2 separate regions of the Homo sapiens genome follow, and region 1 is linked to region 2. Evidence: chromatin contacts called from ENCODE Hi-C or POLR2A ChIA-PET data. All regions are on one chromosome and are shown on one strand. Each heading gives the region's core, a stretch centred on a gene start or an enhancer-like site at or near the end of the contact. The rest is flanking DNA. Distances are from core to core; before and after follow the strand shown.

Region 1 (7,050 bases), core at 3,964-6,463, 390 kb before region 2:
TCAAAAGAATATGACCCTTTGTCTCTTATCTACCTGTGACCTGAAAGCCCCCTCCCCTGCTTCAAGCGGTACCACCTTTCCAGAACAAACCAATGTACATGAACACACACTGAGGCCTCATGTCTCCCTAAAATAGATAAAATCAAGCTGTGCCCCAATCGCCTTAGGCAACATCATCAGAACCTCCTGAGGCTGTGCCACAGGAGTATTCTTAACCTTGGCAAAATAAAATTTCTAAATTGGTTGAGACCTGTCTCCAATATGGTGTGTTCACACTTTCTTGCCCTATTGTGCTGGCTAAGTCTTTTAGTACCATACTGCATGGGAGAAGTAAGATCAGGCAGCCTTGCCCTGTTCCCAGTCTTCAGGTAAATAAGCACTTCCTCTATCACAGTTTAAGTGTGGCATGAGCTGTGGGGCTCTGTAGATAGATGCCCTTTACAGGCTGAGAATGCTCTTTTCTATTCCTAGTTTGCTAAGAGTTTTTATCAGAAATGGTTACAGAATTGTGTCAAATGCGTTTTCTGCATCTACTGAGATGATCATATGGCTTTTCTTCCTCAATCAGTTGACATGGTAAATTCTGTTGATTGATTCTTGAATGTTAAACCAGGCTTGCATCCCTTGATTTACAACATTGAAAATAATTTTTGCCTTTATTTTCATGGGGAATGTTGGTTTGAATTTTTCTAATGTTCATATCAAAGAATAATTCAAAAAGTATCATCTGTGACTCAGTCTTCTTCTAAAGGCTCTGTAGAATTTCTGTTGTTTCTTGTTTAAATATAGAATTCACCAGGGAAGCCATCTGGGCTGGGAGGGTTTTTGTGGAAAGGTAATGGGCAAATTTTTAATTGAATAGATATAGGACTATTGAGTTCATTATTTCTTCTTGATACTTTTGTTTTTCAAAAAAAAAAGTTTCTTTCATATAAAATTTCAAGTTTATTGGCATAAATTATATTAATATTCCCATAACCCATGATATGCTTTAGCAAAGAACTTGGCTGCATTCTGTTTATGCTCTAGAGATCAATGGAAATTTGAAGCAAAGAGTGATGATTTAGGGTATCTGATGGAAGAAATTTCTAAGCAGCAAAGTGCTCAAGAAAGATGTGGCCTGGCTGCTTCTAACAGCCTACACTCAGATGTGGGAGCAAAGAAATGACTTACAGTTGGAACTTACATTTAAAAGGGAAGCAGAGCACAAAAGTTTGAAAACTTTGCAGCCTGGCCACATAGCAAAGAAAGAAAAAGCTTTCTCAGGAAAGAAAATCAAAAAGGCTGTAAAGCAACCACTTGCTAGAGATATTTGCATAACTAAAAAGGAGTCGAGTGCCAACAGACGAGACAATGACAAAAAGGCCTTGAAGGCATTTCAGAGACCTTTGCAGCAGCTCCTCCTGTCACAGGTCCTGAGGCCTAGGAGGAAAGAATGGTTTCATGGGTCAGGCCCAGGACCCTGCTGTCCTGTGCAGCTTCAGGTCAGTGCTCCCCACATCTAGGTTGTTCCAGCTCCAGCCTCAGCTCAAAGGGCCCCAGACACAGCCCAGGCTGCCATTTTGAAAAATGCAGGTGTTAAGCCTGTAGGTGCACAGAATGCAAGAGTGAAGAATGCTGGCAAAGTGCAGTGGCTCACACCTGTAATCCCAGCACCTGAGGTGGGTGAATCACTTGAGGTCAGGAGTTCAAGACAAGCCTGGCCAATATGGTGAAACCCTGTCTCTACTAAAAATACAAAAATTAGCCAGGTGTGGTGGTACATGACTGTAATCCCAGCTACTCAGGAGGCTGAGGCAGGAGAATCATTTGAACCTGGGAGACTGAAGTTGCAGTGAGCTGAGATCATGCCATTGCACTCCAGCCTGGGTAACAGGATGTATAAGAAAACCCAGGTGCCCAGGCAAAAGCCTGCTGCAGGGGTGCAGCCCTCACAGAACCTCTATAGGGGCAGTGTCAAGGGAAAATGTGGGGTTAAAGCTCCCACAGAGAGTCCCCAGCAGTGCACTGCATAGTGGATCTGTGAGCAGGGGGCCACCATCCTCCAGATCCCAAAATGGTATATCCACTGGCAGCTTGTACCCTGTGCCTGGAAAAGCCACAGGCATTCAACTCCAACCCATGAGAGCAGTCCTGGGGGCTGAACCCTGCAAAGCCACAGGGGCAGAGCTGGTCAAGGCCATAGAAGCCCACCCCTTGAGCCTGTGTGCCCTGAGTGTGGGACATAGACTCTGAGGAGATGATTTTGGAGCTTTAAGATTTAATAGCCGCCCTACTGGGTTTCAAACTCGCCTGGGGGCTATAGCCCATTTCTTTTGGCTTATTTCTCCCTTTTGAAGCAGAAATGTTTACCCAATACCTATATCCCCATTGTATCTTGGGAGAAAATAACTTGTTTTTGATTTTGCAGGTTCATAGGTGGAAAGGACATGCCTTGTCTCAGAGAAGTCATCAGACATGGGACTTCTGAGGTGAGTCAAGACTTTGGGGGGACTATTGAGAAGGGATGATTGTATTTTGAAATGTGAGAAGAACATGAGATCTGGGAGGGGCTGGGGCAGAATGATACAGTTTGTATATTTGTCCCCGGCCAAATCTCATGTTGAAATGTGTCCCCAGTGTTAGAGGAGGAACCTGGTGGGAGGTGTTTGGATCATGGGGGCAGATGCCTCCTGAATGGACTGGGCCATCCCCTTGGTGATAAGTGAGTTCTTACTCTTGAGTTCACATGAGGTCTGGTCATTTGAAGGTGTGTGCACTTCATCCCCACTCGCTCTCTCTTGCTCTGGCTTTCACTGTGTGGCATGGCTACTCCCCCTTTGCCTTCTGCCTGACTGAAAATTCCATGAGGCCTCCAAGGGCTGAGCAGGTGCCAGCACTAAGCTTCCTGCACATCCTGCGAACCGTGAGCGAATTAAACCTCTTTCCCTCATAAATTACCCAGTCTCGGGTATTTCTTTACAGCAAAGCAAGAATGGCCTAATACACTCTTCTTCCATGTTAGCTGGAAACAGACACTGCCTATCACATCATTCTTAAAATTACCATCAGGAAAAACTGTGAAAGACTTTAAAATGAGCAATAATGAGAGTGCCTCCATTTAGCTCACCTATTTGGGTTATCTCTACCTTTAGTTGTCTCTGAGCTATGTTGCAACTCTGTGAGTTTAAAAGCTGATGATGATGGAAATGATTCTTGACCACAGAAATGCACAATGTCCAGCAGATGTGATGGATCATGACCCTGTGGACAGTGCCAGCCTTGCATCCGTGAAGCACACTCATGTCAGTACTGCTGATGGGAGAAGCTATTTGCCTACATTCTGGATTCTTCCCTGAACCAGTTCTACATCTTACTGGGTCTCTCCCTGATAAATAAACAACATTTATTATCTCAATTTAAAACTCTATTTTTAAAATAGGTATTTAAAGTGAATAAGTACCTATTCATTTTATATTTGCATGACAGACAACATTATATCCTGTTTTAAAATTTATCCTCATTCCCACAAGCAAACTTTAAACTACCTCAAGGTCCAACAGAAAAACAACTTTAAAAAATTAAGGCCTAACTATATCATAAAATATTCTGAAGCTATTAAGATAGACAGCATATATTAATTCACATAGAAAGATTTCCCAGCTTACAAAAAAGGCAGAGAGAGTAAGCTGTACGCACATGTGTCTGCTGCCCACTTGTGGATGACCCACTTGTGGACTGCACACCTGCCCACAGCCACGCAGGCAAACACATATGATGGGGTGTGCATCATGCTGGAGGCAAAACTGGGGAAGGAAAGAATGTTTATCCTTTTCTGCTTTGATCAGTATCCTCAGACTTCTGTGTGGCAGGCAGTTGCTCCACACACGCCACGTGCCAGACGCAGTCAGGTGCTCGGTGAAGCAATGCACAGATAGCCAGAAGCTTCCACTCCATGTACTGTCTTTGTCAACAGGAAGAAGGTCACAATGGATGTCCTGGCTACCTCACCTGCAGTCTGAGGATTCAAGATCTGCACTGGCCACACGAGCAGGTAACAGCCGCTCCTCCACACCCTTCAGGTGTGGCTCACAGGAGACCTTCCCTCTGGGAAAGGGGTCCTCCACCGCCTCTCACCCAGGCAGTGAGCGTGTGTGAGTGTGAGCATGCCCACGGCCGGTGGACATCCCTTCCTCTCGTCCCTGCAGTCACCGGAGGGAAAGCTTCTTGTCCTTAGATCAGACCAGGAGGCAGAAGGGCCCTGAGAGAGCCACAGGGTGGCTTTGCCCCAAGCCACACTGCACAGGAGCTCTGAAGGGCGGGGACTGTCTGCTGAGCTGCCTGCAAAGAGCCAGAGCCCAGGGCCAAGCAGGGTCTGTCCTGGCTCTGCCTCAGCCTGTGGCTTCGTGGCTCCCCACCTCAGCTCGTCACTGGGAGACCAAGAATCAATACAGCCACCAACCAGGGCGCGGTGTTTGAGGAGTCACCAGATGATGGAGGGAGAGAGAGCCTGCAGAATCTTCCTACAGGTGAAGGCTGCGGGGCTGGGCTGGGACATGATGCCGAAGCTGCAGAAGCGGCCTGCATCTGACCCCAGGGAGCAGACAGACCCAGGCTGCTTCGAAGGACCTCAGGCGGCCTCTCCCCACCAGCGCAGCAAAGCAACTGGCCAGCACGATGGCTCCACAACCCCCAAACATCCTCACTCCCAGAACAGACTGCCCAGGAGCTCCTGCAGCGTGAAGCTGGCCTTCCTCCCTGCTGCATGGTGCCACTCGCCACTGGCCAGAGCTACAGGAGATCCAGGACCCCATATCCCCCACGCCACGTCCCCCATCACCACATGACACATCGCCATGTCACCATGTCCCCCACACTGCATCCTCCACGCCACATTACCACACCACCTCCATCACCACCACACCCTACCCTGTCACCATGTCCCATGTCACTACCATGTCCCATGTCACCACTGCAACCCCAAAACCACATCCCATGTCACCACCCCATCCCCTATCACCAACACACACTATGTCACCACCACGTCCCATACACCATGTCCCATGTGACCACAGCATCCCACACACACCACATCCATCAGCACCACATTCTACACCACCACCACATCCTGCGTCACCACCATGTTCCCAATACCACATATCCCACACCACGCCCACGGCGTCCCCGCACGCCACATACCTCACACCACGCCCACGGCGTCCCCGCACGCCACGTGCCCCACACCACGCCCACGGCGTCCCTGCACGCCACATGCCCCACACTGCACATCTGCCACTGTGGTCCTCCCTTGGATGCTTGTTCACAACCAACAAAGCACAGGCACCTCCCACTGCAGCTGCCTCCCACGCCACCCTGTGGTTCTTTCAGGGCCCGTCTGCCTCCCGGTCTGACTTAAGGACAAGAAGCTTCCCCTCCAGTGGCTGCAAGGACAGGAGGAAGGCATGTCCACTGGCCATGGGCATCCTCACGCTCACACACATGCTCCTAAAACGACGCACACGACCATCCCTCACCGCTCCCCACAGGACCCGGAACCGGCAGCTACAGAGGGTGAAGCCCATCACCACTAAGAGGGGAGGCCCCTGTTCCCCAGGCCCAGGGCCTCAGGTGCCAGGCCCACCAGGCCATGAAGGTCGCAGCCTCTCAGCTGAGAGGCTCAGCTGCACAGCTTTGTTTATCCCAGCCGCCCAGAGCGGCAGACACCCCCTTGCCCCAGCCTGGGGCCTCCCAGCCCCTCAGTCTCCAACCAGCTCCTCCACCAACCCAGTGCCTACACTCCACTGACCCAGGGCCCACTCTGTCCTCAAAGCCCGCCCCTTCTCCTGGGTCTTCTTAGCTTCAAGCAAGGGTGCCCACCTCAGTCCCAGCTGCCCACTCTCCAGCAGGGCCAGTTCCTACCCCAAAGACGGGGCCCTCAAGCAAAGGGGCCTGCCCAGCTGCTTCACCAGGGGCAGAAATGCAGCCGCAAAGCTGTGTGTCGAATGCAGGCTGGGTCCCACCCCTTCGGTCAAACCAAGCGCAGTGAACTTCCAGGTTCCGAGAGTTCAGGAGCCTCCCCGCACCCAGCAGCCACTTCCTCCAACTCCACTGAGCAGCGGCCACGGGCCTTCACCCCAGATGCCTGGGGGTTTAGAAGGAAACTCGGTGGGCCAGAAAAGTCACGTGTGAAAGCCACACAGAAGTCTTCCTCATACAGCATCCCATGTGCTTCCAGGGTGCACATTTTTTAAAGGCTAAAACCAGCAGTTGCATCCTGAGCTGGTTCCGGACGCCACACTTGGAAGACAGGCAAGGAGTATGGGAAGCTTCTGAGATGAAGCCCTCCATTGTGGCCCACGGGCTGCGGGCCGCCACGAGACAGTGCTGGGAATTCAGAGCAACTCGAGACGTGGATCGGGCCACTGTGGGGACAGAGGGCAGCAGCTCCAGGCCCAGACTCGGGGCTCCCTCTTGCCCCACGCACCATCCCTCCATCTGAGTGCAGCCTGGCATCCCCCAGCAAGCGTTCTTATCGGGTCCTCCACACTGACCCAACGCTGGACGCGTCACGGGAAGGCGTTCTCTTCACTCAGGCTGCGGCAACAAAACACCGCAGCCTGCGGGGCCTACGCCACAGACGTGTGCTCCACAGGGCACCTGAAGCTGGGAGGATAAGAGCGAGGCCAGCCCATTCCACGAGGAGGGTCCACTCTTCACAGACGGCACCTTCTTGCCGTGTCCTTGTAGGATAGAAGGGGTGAGGCAGCACTCAGGCCTCTTCTTTCAGGGCACTGATTGCATTCATGGGGATGGAGTCCTCTCCTTGCGATCTCATCGGCCCCCAGAGCCAGGCCTCCTGAGGCCACCACCTTGGGGGCAGGATGTTAACACAGGAATGTGGGAGGGGCCATAAGCATTCTGAAGACAGCAGCGGGGGCTGGCTCCTGTGTTTGGGGCCTGAGCCCCTCCTGACATAGAGAAGATTCTGGAACCCCTGGTGATGAGTCTGTGAGTCTGATTCTCAGGAGAGAGGACGGAACCTGGACGGGTGGACAGGACAGCTGAGGAGGC
Region 2 (6,942 bases), core at 951-3,450:
TCCTGGAGGAAGCGTTTGAGTCGGACCTGCCTGCCCTCAGCCCCCCAGGCCTGGTCATAAAAGGCCGCCGGTTTCCAGTCTTTTTTGTAAACACTGCTCTGCGTGATCTCGGGTGCTGAGGTCCCTCCAGACAGAGACTGCACCAAACCCAGGGCTTTACGCCACCGCTCGTTGGAGCCTCCTGCATCAGGGGCCCGAGGGAGCCTGCCGGACCCGCCCTCTTCTCTGTTGTCTTCACCTAAGAGCACTTTGATGTGATTGACTTAATCAAATCCATTTCAACGGAAAACCCCACACCACCCCAAACCACCTTCAACGTGCCTGACAGTCCAGGCCTCAGAGGGCGGGTCCTAGTGATAAGGGGCAGGACAGGCTCCCCACCTGCTGGCCTGGGTCAGAAAATGGTGAAGGAGATTAGGGGAAGTGGGCTGCTGGGTTGGCAGGTGCTCCGGTGAGGGCGCAGCGTGAGCGCAGGTGAGGCTGCTGCCTGCAGGCGTGGCCGCAGGTGCTCAGAGTCTGCAGGGTGTTATCAGGGATGCAGAGACACAGGAGGCGTGGAGAAAGCGAGTTTCCCGCCACAACCAAGTTCCGTAGCTCAGTGTCTGCAAACAACAGAAGTTTCTCTTGTAGTCCTGGAGATGGGAAGCCTGAGACCTGGCAGGGTGGGCCCTCTGGGCGGCTCCGTGGGAGGACCCGCTGTGCCTTCTCCCGGCGTCTGGTGGCTGCTGGCCACTCGTGGTGTCCTCAGCTTGCCGCCATGTCACTCCATTCCCAGGCTGGCATCTTCACATCACTGCCTCTGCTCCACCTTCACACTCCCTCGCCCCCATGCCTGCGTCATCTTCTCTTTTCTGTCTTTTATCAGGGTGTCTATCATTGGCTTTAGGGCCCATCCCAATTCAGGACCTCCAGATCCTCAACTTAATTACATCTTCAGAGACCTTTATTCCGAATAAGGCCACATTCCGAGGCTCCTGGTGGCTGTGTCTTTTGGGGACGCACTCGGGCCTGCTGTGAGGGATCGAGGCGTTTCCACCAGGGTCTCCAGGGAGGCACCATGGCCACTCACCCTGCACTGCCAGTACCTTGCATGGGGCTGGCATATAGGAAGACTTGCAAGCTTTTCTTGAACTGCAGTTGAGCTGAGAATGTTCCAGGACACAGAGCCCAAAGACTCGGGAGACCTGAGTGTAACCCTGCCTCCCCTTGCTCCTCAGGGCAGCTCCTCCCACAGGGCCAGGCCAGGGGCTTGGACTGTGGCTGATGGCTCCACCATCCAGGCAGTTTGTTTCCCAGGTGGGGTAACAGGCTGGAGGCAAGTGGATCTGCTGCTTTGTTCTGGTGGACAGCAGAGCCGTGGGTGTGCGAGGCCAGGCCCTGTCTCGAGGTGGCTCTTCTGTCCCTGCTCCCTGGCTGTGGGTGATGGGATGCGTGTGACGGGGAGAGCAGGCTTGGGTCACAGGGCCAAGGGGCTGGTCCCAGATGGAGCCCAGGCCACATGCTTGGGAAAGCGGGTGGTCCTGGGTGAGCCTGTCTGGCAGGAGGGTGAGGTCCTGTCTGGAGTAGACACCCGGTCTGTGTCCGCCGCACATGTGACAGGGCCCAGAGGGCACGGGAAGCCCAGGTGCCCTGTCCCCTGGTGAGTGGGCTGTGGGGGTTGAGCACCCCAAGGGAAGGCGTGTTCTTCCAGAGATTCCCCCGTAAGAGCTGAGCTGCATCGTGAGCAGGAGGGGCAGAGGGAGCCTGGAGAGGGTTGGGTCGCCTGGGCAGGCAGCTTTCTGGGGTGGTGCACAAGCGACAGAAAGCCTGAGGCTTGGGACCGGCTGAAGACGGCCTTGGGCTGCGGGTGCTGGCGCCGCTCCAGGCAGAGGTGGGCTCTGCAGCCCCCCCCCCCCCGCCAGCTTCCCCCCCAGCAGCAAGAGCCCTGGCCCCAGCCAGTGGCCCCAAGCCAGGCTCCTGAGGGGCAGAGGGTGAGGGCCGGATTTTCCACCATATTTGTCTCACAGCCTGTCTGGTCCCAGCCCCAGGGCAACAAACAGCCTTTCTGGAGCAGTTTCCAGACCTGCAGTGGCCGCCTTGAGCCTGCAGTGACCGTCTGCAGGAGGCCGCGGGTGCTGGGGCTGGCGCAGGAAAGCACCGTTGCTTCTGCGCCTGTGCAGAGTGAGGCTGGGGCTTCCATCCCGGGCACGGGACTCCTCGGCCTCCTGCGGCCGTGTGCATGGGAGGAAGGCCGTGCTGCCGAGCCACGCGACTCTGCCCCGTTGGCAGTGGGAAGCGGCAGGAGGGGGTCCTGCCAGGGGCAGCCAGGGGCTGCTGCAGCTTACGCTCACTGTCATTCTGAAACCCTCAACTGGCTTTCAAAATAACAATTTAAAAAATGGTCATAGGAAATGCAGGAAGTTCAGGAGAAATCCCGCCCCGCCCCGCCCTCCCAAGGCGGCCTCGTTCAAGCTTAGTCTCCGTCTGTTCTCGGGCTGCCTGCAGCTGCCCCCGCTCCTCAGCAGGTGTGGCCGCGTGTTCAGGAGCCCCCATCAGCACACGCGCCTCTGGGCAGCCCCCAACACAAGGCTCTTCCTGTCCCTTCAGGCTCAGCTTTCCCCTCCCACCGGGCAGGGAGGTGCTGAGGCCACGCCTGTTGTCAGCTTCCTGGAGAGGCCATACTTAGAGCCCATGGTGCCAGGCCAAGCCACTGTCTCCCGCACCACAGTGCTGCAGCCGGATCCACCCAGGCCACCGCTTGGCACCATCAGACATGCTTTCTTAGTTTGGGCCAGCCCGGTGCTCTGTGCACAGTGTGACTCCCAGTGGCCCCTTGCGGGAGGGAGGGTCACCGCTTTGCTTCACAAAAGGACTGAGTCTCAGGGAGGGGTCTCCAGTAAGGGCCCCGGAGCCAGGATGTGACTGAGACAGGTGCCTCCAGGGCCACACACTAACCAGTACAGGAACCTCTGGGGGCAGAATCATGGCCTCCAAAACACCCACATCCAAATCCCAGAACAAACATGTTACCATTCGTGGCAGAGAGGAATGAAGATTGCAGATTGAATTAAGGTTGTTAATCATCTGACTTAATTTTTTTAGAGACAGGGTCTCGCCCTGTCACCCAGGCTGAGTTCAGTGGTACAGTCGTGGCTCACTGCAGCCTCAACCTCTCAGGCTCAAGCAATCCTCCCTTCTCAGTCTCCTGAGTAGCTGGGACTACGGGTGTGTGCCACCACGCTTTCCGGGCATGCAGCCAGGAGCCCAGGGCCATCTGTGGCCCACCTTGAGATCCAGAATCATCCATTTCCTCCAGGCCCCCTGCTGGGCTCCAACTCCTTGAGGACCAGAGAGCAGAGGTTGTGGAAGGCCTTGGAAACGGGTCTGGATTACCTGTCCTGGGAAGGTCTCTCCCAACCTGAGTGTCAGACAGGGGTTAGCTCTGCTGCTCACAATTTTGTGCCTTAATTCCTGGCTTCCCTTTGGGGATCTTCATCCTCAATTCTGATTGACATCCTTGGCCACAAGGGACCCCCCTGCTCATTGATGCTTCTCACCCGTCACCTCACTCTCATCCTCACTGCTAAGCAATTAGCCGTGTGTTTGCGGCATCAGTGTTGACACCGATGATCCATGCTCAGAGGGTACAGGCCTGAAGAGCTATGTGGGGACTGGCGCCCCGGAGGGGGTCCCACTGTGGTGGCAGCGGTGGCCCCCAAGCCCCACGCTCACTCTGTGTGTCTCCTTGCAGGACAGGGTGAGGGGCCTTGGCCTCACGGTGTTGAGACGGGAGTCGGTCTCTGGAGTGTGGAGTGATGTGCGTCCAGGGTGAAGCTGCAGCCATGGTTGATGAGGCTTCCTGAGCGCAGGGCTCTGTGCTCAGTGGGTTTTCGCATTCATTCCCCAGTACCCCTCCGGGCTGCTTGCTGCTCCAAGCCCTGGAAAAGGATGTTGGGGTTTAGGAAGGCAAAACTCCATGCCCAGGTCGTGGCTGGTGAGGGGCGCTCCCCGCACAACCAGCCACTGCTTGGCTCCAACTCACGCCTGGATGCTGTTAGGCTGGACCCTGTCTGTTTGCAGATAGCGCCTGTTGACAGATGTGTCCTGCTGCAGACTTGAAACGCAGGACTGAGTCTCAGGGAGGGGTCTTCACTAACAGCCATGGAGCCAGGATGTCACTGAGACAGGTGCCGCCAGGGCCACACACTAACCAGTACAGGAACCTCTGGGGGGCAGAATCACGGCCTCCAAAACACCCACATCTTAATCCCCAGAGCAAATATGTTACCATATGTGGCAGAGAGGAATGCACCTGCCGCGTCTAGGAGGCAGAGGGGCTGCGGCGCGTCCCCAGGTGTCCCCTTGTGTCCTGACGATGCGTCCCCAGGCATCCCCATGCATTTCCAGGTGTCCCCACGTGTCCCCAGGCGTCCTCAGGCGTCCTGCCGAACAGCCCTGTGCCCTCCAGGTGTGCATTGTGCAGAAGCGGGACACGGAGAAGATGTACGCCATGAAGTACATGAACAAGCAGCAGTGCATCGAGCGCGACGAGGTCCGCAACGTCTTCCGGGAGCTGGAGATCCTGCAGGAGATCGAGCACGTCTTCCTGGTGAACCTCTGGTGAGCCTGCCATGGCCTCGCTGCAGAAAGACTTACCGTCCTGAAGCCGGGAAGGCACTGGCTATCCTCTCCTGCCCTTGGTGCTCCTTGGCCCTCGTGCCTCGGAGATGCCTCTGCCACCCACAGGCCCTCTCTAGCCCTCCTCATCTATCCCCCTTCCTGTGCCCCAGGCCTGGCAGTGGCCCAGGTGGCCATGACATGCTGGGGTTGGTTAATGCAGTGTCTCTTCTGAGCCTGCCGGAAGACCAGGGCTTCCCTACAATGGAGATGTGCTCCCATGGAGTCTCTGGCACTAGTCAGAGAGGGAGAGAGTTTAGGGACTGAAAAACTCACCACTGTCATCACCATCACCATCACCACCATCATCGCCATCACCACCACCATCACCACTGCAACCATCATCACTCTCATCACCGTCATCACTATAATCAACACAATCACTATTGTCACCACCATTACCACCACCACCACGACCACAATCACTGTTATCACCATCACCACCACCCTCAGTCCTCACTACCGTCATCCTCACCATCACCGTCACCACCACCACCATCACTGCCATCGTCAACACCATGGATGCTGGTTGTTAAATGCCAGCTCTTTGCCCAACACTGTCAAGAGTGGTACCTACACGGCCTCATTTTCTGTAACAACCCTCCGAGGCAAATGTCTGTATCCCCATTTTACCGAAGAGGAGGCCGGGCAGCCTGAAGCACCCGGAGCTGGCACTGTAGCTCTGCTCTGCATTTGCCACTCCCAGGTGCCTCTGGCCCCAGCTGGGCCACCTCCAGCACAGGGTGGTGTGTCTTTCCTCAGGATCTGGGCTCAGAGCTGCTCTGGGCTGGGGTGCAATCAGTGCCTTGGGCAGGCCCCTCCTCCTGGGAATGCCTGGTGGCTGATGCTGGGGTGGGGCTGTGGTCCTTAGGGGGAGTGTGTCAGCTGTGGGAGCAGCCATGACTGGCTCCCCAGCTGTGCGCACAACAGGCCTTCCATCGGTGCCCACAGGTACTCCTTCCAGGACGAGGAGGACATGTTCATGGTCGTGGACCTGCTACTGGGCGGGGACCTGCGCTACCACCTGCAGCAGAACGTGCAGTTCTCCGAGGACACGGTGAGGCTGTACATCTGCGAGATGGCACTGGCTCTGGACTACCTGCGCGGCCAGCACATCATCCACAGGTGTGTGCGTGGCAGACGGCGCAGGTACCTGCTGAGGTGGGCGGGGCTGAAGCAGCCTTAGGTCAGGCTGCCGGCACGGCGGCCGTACTCCCTCAGAGCGGGTCTAGCTCCTCTGCCCCACCCTTGCCTGAGTGCCTGCCCCCAGCTGTGGCACCTGTGCCGACCAGGTCAGCCCCATAGCTGTGTGCCTGGTGTCCATCTGGGGGGACCTCGTCCCAGCAGCCCCAGCTGAGACTGGGCACAGTGGGCTGTTAGCCCTGGTGGACAGACCACCAGGCTGGGTCACAGCAGGTGGCCTTCACCTGGTCCATTTAACTGAAGGCTCCTGTTTGCCCATCCACCACATCCCAGGGAATCCAAACTAATTTTAACATTAGCTTAAAGCAGATGAAATTAGGAAGCAGAGCTGGTGTGATGGCTCTGAAAATAAAATTTAAAAAAAGAAAATAGGAAGCAGATTATGAAGGAAGTGAAATTGGGAAGCAGAAATTAGGCTGAAATTCCGCAGCAATGGAACAAAATGAAAATATCTGTGAGGTATATTTTAAAGTCGAATGGACTGGTGTTTGCATTTCTGCTCTTGGGGACTCGGATGTCTGATTATGACCTAGGCACCAGTCACTGAGCACTGGCTGTGTACCTGGAAAAGTTGGGACAAAGCAAGAGCCGAGGTGGCTTGGTCTCCTAGAGGCCGAGTCTTGGAGGGGGAGGGCAGACCCTGCCAGCAATTGCTCTCGTCCTCTGGGGCTCCAGGCCCCCTCCCAGCATCTGGTGCCAGGTGTGTGCTGCTGCCCAGATGCCACAGGGAACGAAGTGGCTGACTTCATCGCCTCTGCCCCCACGCAGGGGTGTGAGGTCCTAGCATCATCCAAGGACCAAGTCAAGCTCCCAGGCCTCTGCCTCGAGTGGGTTGGTGGGATGTCCTGGGGACTCCAGGGATTGTGACAGAGATTCCAGGGCAGAAACAGGGCAGATTCCCAACTCACCTTCCCACTTTCTGCTCTTTCTAGAGATGTCAAGCCTGACAACATTCTCCTGGATGAGAGAGGTGTGTGGGGTTGGGTGTGGGCAGCCCAGGTGGGTGGTGGCAGGGATGGGCCTGTCAGGGGAGGAGGATCCTGCACGCAAGGATGCATCTCTGGTCCTGGGACAGCCACACCT

The links. A loop is a pair of places that touch in the nucleus more often than their neighbours do. ChIA-PET counts read pairs that join two places held with the same protein, here RNA polymerase II (POLR2A).
Region 1: a loop to region 2 is called in a map of DLD1, with 8 times the contacts of the local background. The contact joins two enhancer-like sites. A Hi-C loop is called at or near these places in 1 of 168 maps with a recorded cell type or tissue (DLD1). POLR2A ChIA-PET finds 5 or more read pairs at or near these places in 1 of 52 experiments (activated CD4-positive, alpha-beta T cell).

Annotation. Positions count from the first base shown.
Region 1 is chr10:132,614,519-132,621,568 of GRCh38, reverse strand. The region is part of intron 2 of INPP5A (inositol polyphosphate-5-phosphatase A); the gene reads right to left. Among named protein-coding and RNA genes, the nearest start is that of INPP5A, 80 kb to the right of the region's middle. Within about 2 kb of position 5,213, at least 3 of the 41 ENCODE cell types and tissues checked have a DNase peak (open chromatin) inside an H3K27ac peak, as active enhancers do.
Region 2 is chr10:132,225,634-132,232,575 of GRCh38, reverse strand. STK32C (serine/threonine kinase 32C) reads left to right here. Exons shown (of 12, transcript NM_173575.4): 3 at 4,448-4,599; 4 at 5,608-5,781; 5 at 6,792-6,829. Among named protein-coding and RNA genes, the nearest start is that of DPYSL4, 42 kb to the right of the region's middle. RefSeq lists an enhancer at 2,244-2,323. Within about 2 kb of position 2,200, at least 13 of the 41 ENCODE cell types and tissues checked have a DNase peak (open chromatin) inside an H3K27ac peak, as active enhancers do.